2 separate regions of the Homo sapiens genome follow, and region 1 is linked to region 2. Evidence: chromatin contacts called from ENCODE Hi-C or POLR2A ChIA-PET data. All regions are on one chromosome and are shown on one strand. The core of a region is the stretch at or near the end of the contact, and the rest is flanking DNA. Distances in the headings are between cores, read along the strand shown.

Region 1 (3,102 bases), core at 497-2,996, 70 kb after region 2:
AATATGTCTGTTATTATTTTTTAATGTCAGGAAATCCCAGTTATTTCTCACAGTGGCAACTCTTTTTCTTTGGGAAAAAAACCAAGGTTCTCTAACAGTTGCTCTGACTATAACTAAACTGTAAAGATAACTTTTAGAGCTCATCGAAGAATTAAAGAGGCACCTCATTTGCTTATAATGCCTTTTATGTGTGGGTCACTGTACCTATTTCTGGAGGACAGAATTTGGTCTATAGGAACATGGTCAGGCCCAGACCTAATTCTGAGTAGGAAAAACATATCTTGGCCATGACCTTGAGCCCCCTGCCTTTCCTCCCTTCTCTTGTTCCCTCACCATTAAATGCTTGTTAGCTGCCTATATTGCTGCTCTTGACTTTCTGCTCTCATCACCAAGGCAGACAACTGGTTTTCTTTTCTTTCCATTTTCACTGCAGACATTGAAGTTCTGCAGTTTCCAGCAAGCAAATCGGGCACAAAAATAGTCTCCTCCAGTTGAGTAGGTGATGGTTACCTGGATGGGAGTAATACATAGGAGGCTTGTCACAAGAAGAAAAGTACCATCTTATAGGGCAGACAGTTGATTTATAAGCAAAGAAAATAAAGAAGGAATGCTTGCATGATTTTAGATGGACCAAAGGAAAATATACCACCAGGGTGCAGGGTGTCATCTCCTCAATTCTTTTCCTGCTCAGTGGCCTCTTCTCCTTTTTGTAAAGAGTCGTAACTTTCCAATTCACCAAGTATACCCTCAGCCTAGGATGATGGTAAGAAAGAGGATGGTGGGTTTGGGTGGAGGAGGAGGTTCTTACTCTCAGGATACTGGGCCTCTTTTCCCTAATCTCATGTCTGGAGCTCTCCATTAAAGGTCTGATCTCCAACTTAAACTGGACTCTAGATCTCTGGGTCTGAAGGATCAGCCTGGCTCCAATTAATGCTAAAGACCTGCCCTTTCCTCTTCACCCCTGGGCTGTGCTCTCTCTCTCTCCATCCATCCATTATCTATCCATCCCTCTATCCATCCATCCATCCATTTTATTGGGGCTGTCACTCTGGAGAACCCTTACTAATACACCAGCCCTGAGCCTGTTCTGCAAGGTGGTGTATGCAGGAGGGCCTGAGAAGCAAAAAGACTGGTTCCTATGTAAGGCTCCGGAATCCCTTATCCTTTCCTTTTCTCCTCATTTTGGGCTCCTCTCTTTTGATTATTTTTCTCCTATCTGCTCCATGAAAGGACACAAAACTCCTCCAAGGAGTGCTGGTAAGTGTAGGCTGGTGGAGCCTCCCCAGAAATACACAGAGCTGAGCATTACCCTTGAGGGATTGGGGGAGACCCACCATCCCACCATGTGCTCCATGACTTCTTTATGATAGTACCAGGCCTTGGGCCCATTGATCAGCTTGAAATCTGATGACATTGAATTGCTCATTGGGCCTGAATTTGGAGTTGCATGGGGCACCTCCCACAGAGCCTGTAGCCTAGTGGCCAAGTGTCTGCTAAGCTATGAGGGCAGCTAATAGCCTTGCCAAGGCCTACCTCACTAGGGTAAATGAGTTTGTTGCTATGGCAAAGTGTAACTGTCTTTGTGCCTATGAACTGTTATGTGAGCCTATCAAGGAATGTCAAGCTGTTTCCAGTTGGCCAAGTTCTATTCTGTCTGCCCTGATGCTTCAAGGAGATAAAAGACCTCGGCATTCTCTACAGCTTGCTGGATATGAATCATCACATGCATCCTGCTTTCAAGCAGCTGCTGCATAATCCTCTGCAGGCACAGGGTGGAATGCAGGCTTAGGACAAGAGAAGGAGAGCCGTGGGCAAGTACTATACATGTTGTCCTATGTCCGAAATTGGTGGACCACTTTAGTACTAGAATGTTTAATTTTACTTTTCTCAAGAAATAAAACATCCTAAGGCAGTCCTAAACCATTCTGACTTTTAAAAAGGAATAATAATGAATCTAGAAGAAGTAAAACTTCCACTCAAGTCTATACTTTTCCCACTAGGTTGAGAAGGTGGACAGGGAGGGGCAGTGTAGGCATGGGTTGGAGACAAGTTGGAAGGATATCATAAGGAAGAGAGGAAAAAGTGCATTTTGTATTGTTCCAGAAGCCAAAACAAAGGAAGAAGAGTTAGAAAGCAGCAATTTTTTCTTGGTATAAACAAATGTGTGTTTGTAAAAAAGGGTTTTTTAGTGTGGTAAAATATATATAACATAAAACTTACAATTTTCACCATTTATAAGAGCACAATTCAGGAGCATTAAGTACCTTGATATTGTGGTGCAACCATTGTCACCATCCATGTCTACATGGGTTTTATCTTTCCAAACAGAAATTCTGTACCCTTTAAATGATAACTCCCCATTTCCCTTCCCCCAGCCCCTTGGAATCACCATTCTACTTTCTGTATCTCTGAATTTGACTGTTTCAGCTGCCTCATATAAATGGGATCATATGATATATATCCTTTTGTGTCTGGCTTTTTTTTACTTAAGAACATCAAACATTATGATGTTTTCAAGGTCCATCCACATTATAACATGTGTCAGAATTTCCTTCCTTTTTAAAGGCTGAATAATATGCTACTTTATGTATATACTCAATTTATCTATTCATTTATCAATGGACATTTGGATTGTTTTTACTTTTTGGCAATTATGAATAATGCTGCAATGAACATGGGTGTACAAATATCTGTCTGAGTCACTGCTTTTAATTATTTTATTTTGGGCATTAAATATATTTTCTAATGAACTTAACTAGAAGAAAGATCTGTCTGCCCTTGAAGTGTAGAAATTCTCCTTTACTGGGGCTAATAAAGTTTCTGGAAAATGCCCAGCCTTGAAAGACACCAGAGAAGAGAATGCCATCTCTAAATAGGATATTTGACTAACCTAGTGACTCTTAAACCAGGTTCTACTTCTAATCACATGAGTAGCACCTAGAAATTATAGCTGCCTAGGAATCTGATGGACACCACATTAACAAGGTAATTAAACGTAACATCACAAATTATGAGGCAAACTGACATCATGTGTCTCCTAGTATGACATAGATCATTATTATACTGTAGCATTCTTGCCCAAAATGCTCAATCTGAATCTAA
Region 2 (3,036 bases), core at 387-2,886:
TGGACCAGATGATTTTTGTTATGGGTGGCTGTTCTCTGGCCTGTATCCATTAGATGCTAGCAGCCCCTCAACACCCCCCTGCTCCCCACTCTGACAGCCAAAAATGTCTCCAAACATTGCTAGATATCCTCTAGGGGATTGATAAAATATCTGAAAGAGCTCCACAGGTGATCTGATCCAACCCCTGAGAAGGCAAACATCACAAAAGTGTGCATCAATAACAACATTAGGCAACTCGCAAGAAATGCAGATCAGAAGACAGAACATTGCTACAAGAATTTAGAGAAATGATGGAGAAAGCCAGCAACATGGTGTCACACATTTTTTTGAGCATAGTACTTAAAAATACTTTACGTATTATGTATATTTATATATTTTACATTTTTTCCTGAGATACTTGGGACAGAGTTAGAATAATAAAGAGAATTATAGAGGATGTGTGAGAAAATTTGCCGTAGGTGGAATTTCCTGAAGGTCTACGAGTAAAGACACTGTATTTCCTTAAAGGAGGAAAAAGATGGAACCTCTCCTCAGCTCATGACAGCCTTCCTTCAGGTTTATATTGATCCACAAATTATTTAGTAAGTGCATACTACGTTCCAGGCACTACACAACAGGCATAGTTCTTGGTGCTGGGAATACAATAAAGAATAAAATTTCCAATACTTTCTGCCCTCATGGAGCTTACATTCTCATGGGGGTGCGAGGGAGGGTGAGGGGTGTGAGGAGAAACATAAACAATAGAAATAAAGTATGTAATATAATATATGGTACTAAGTGCTATGGGGAAAAATAAAACCAGAAACAGGGACTGGGTGTGCCGCGTAAGGCGATTCATTTTAGGGAGATCATGGAAAGTCTCGCTGAGCTGATAACATCTGAACAAAGATACCTTGTCCTCACCACCTAGAAAGCGGTCCTAAGCCGATCACTGGAAACACCTCTGCCTCCGACCATCCCATATTGTCTTTCTCCTTGTGTTCCCAGCGCCGGTACAGTAACAGAGCTGCCACCAATTACTGAGCACAGAGTCCCCCTCCAATCAAGCACTGTGCCAGGGGCTCCCCAGACATAACGTTAGTCCAAAGCTCGGGAGGTGCATGTTACTATTCCCAATTTTTAGAGAAGAAAGTGAGTCGCCGACAGCATATGTTCTTATCACGCGGCTAGGAAGCGGCAGAGCCGGGTTCCCACCCAGGTCTTCCTCGACTCCGAAACCACATGGAGGCGGCTCTGCAAAAGCTGTTAAACGCACAAGCCAACAAAGAGCAACGCCCAGCGCGTGCCAGGCCCCGAGCAGGGGAGGCGAACGCCGCGCCTCCCGCCGGCGCTGCAGAGGGCACCTGTTCAGCCAGGGCCTGCAGCCCCTCGCCTGCCGCCAGAGCAGCTCTCGGTTCTCCCGGATTTACCTGTTGAGGCGCTGGCGTCGCTCCCACGCCGGTCCCGGTGGCCGCGCCCGCCCCTGCCACAGCCCCGGCTACCGCGGTGGCCGCAGCCGCTACCACAACCGTCGTCAGTGCGGCCATGTTTACCCGCCGAGCTACTCGGGCCGCGGCGGCCACCGGTGCCTGGGGATTCGTGGCAGGCGCACCCTGGCCTCTGCAGACAGCTCCCTGCGCTGCGGGCTTGGCCGGGATGCAGGGCGGGGCCGAGATGTAGGGCGGGGTCGGGATGCAGGGCGGGGCTGAGATGCGGGGGTGCAGGGGTGCGGGGGTGCGGGAGGGGCGGGACTGGGGTGCAGGGCGGGGCCGAAATGCGAGGCGGGGGCCGGGATTCAGGCGGGGAGGGGCGGGGCGAGGGAGGGGCAAGGTGCCGGGCGGAGCCGGGATGCAGGGGAGGGGCGGGTCTGGGGTTCTGGGGCGGGCGGGTGTGGGGGCGGGGCGGGGCGGGGCGGGGGCTGCGCTCTGCCCTGTCGCGGGTTTATATACCCTTTGGGCACTTAACCGACTGTGCCAGCCCAGTCCCATACCTGTCAAGAAAATTCATTGTCTTACATCGTCCTTAAATTTTATTCGTGTTATAGTCAATATATACATATTTTTACCTAATATACATCCGCTTTCTAGGTTTCTACTTAGCGCTGCTGAGACTGAGTCTAAATGAAAAAACATTATCAATGGATTCTAACAATAAATCATATTTTAGATTTTTAAAGAAAAAAACCCAGCTTGCTCCACAGAACCAGATATCAGAGGCAGGAATGCCACAGTTACATTCCTAGGACTTGGTCAATGAGAAGACAGATTCCAAAAATACAGTGCTGGGAAGTTGGAAAAAAGCCACAGATGACGCTTCCAGTCAAGACAACCTGTGGCAACTGAGCTGATTTCTGTAGGTACTACCTTTTCCCCCTTTATAGAAATCGATTCATTCAGTCAGTCAATATGGAGCTCCTAGCATATGTCAGGCACTGTTCTAGGCCTTGGGAATTCATTGTTGAATTAGACACATAGGTAAGGTTCCTTCACCTTTAACAAGTAAACAAATAGGTATTTATTGAGCAATTCCTTTATGCCAGGGCTGTTATAAGTGCTTTATATGCACTTTTGCATTTAATCTTCACAAATAACTTCATGAAGTAGGTACTATTATCATCTCCATTTCAGTGATAAAGTTAAGGATCACATGGCCACACAGGTAGAGGGTAGGATACCTATCTAGACAGCCTGACTCCAGAGACCATCCTGGTAGAGGTATTAAACAGGCAGCGGGATAAACGCCTCTGGAGCCCAGGAGAGAGAGAGCTAAAGATACGAATTTGATCTTCCTATAGAAAATATTTGAAATAAGACTGAATGAGCTCACCCAGGGTGAGTATAAATTGAAGTCTGAGAACTAAGCCTAGGCCACTCCGAGAAGGTGACCACGGACAAGAGGAGAAGGGGACCAATATGGAGAGATCTGTGAGAAGGGAGGAAAACCGGAAGTCTGTGGAGGGAAGTTTTTGCAGAAGAGGCCGGACGTGGTGGCTTACGCCTGTAATCCCAGCACTTTGGGAGGCCGAGGTGGGCGGATCACGAGGTCAGGAGATGGAGA

The links. Hi-C counts contacts between places; a loop is a spot of excess contacts on that map. ChIA-PET counts read pairs that join two places held with the same protein, here RNA polymerase II (POLR2A). Pooled maps may share reads with other maps.
Region 1: a loop to region 2 is called in a pooled map, with 4 times the contacts of the local background. The contact joins the enhancer-like site here to the promoter of CCDC112 in region 2. A Hi-C loop is called at or near these places in 4 of 168 maps with a recorded cell type or tissue (Calu3, IMR-90, astrocyte of the cerebellum and 1 more) and 6 of 50 pooled maps. POLR2A ChIA-PET finds 5 or more read pairs at or near these places in 7 of 52 experiments (HEK293, HEK293T, MCF 10A and 3 more).

What each region holds. Positions count from the first base shown.
Region 1 is chr5:115,364,790-115,367,891 of GRCh38, forward strand. LOC105379130 (a long non-coding RNA gene) reads right to left here. Exons shown (of 2, transcript XR_948686.1): 2 at 1-510. Among named protein-coding and RNA genes, the nearest start is that of CCDC112, 70 kb to the left of the region's middle. Within about 2 kb of position 1,747, at least 2 of the 41 ENCODE cell types and tissues checked have a DNase peak (open chromatin) inside an H3K27ac peak, as active enhancers do.
Region 2 is chr5:115,295,018-115,298,053 of GRCh38, forward strand. It overlaps CCDC112 (coiled-coil domain containing 112), which reads right to left and starts at 1,637. Exons shown (of 10, transcript NM_001040440.3): 1 at 1,410-1,637. The coding sequence starts at 1,526. It overlaps LOC105379129 (a long non-coding RNA gene), which reads left to right and starts at 1,911. Exons shown (of 5, transcript XR_948684.3): 1 at 1,911-2,331. RefSeq lists a silencer at 1,286-1,735.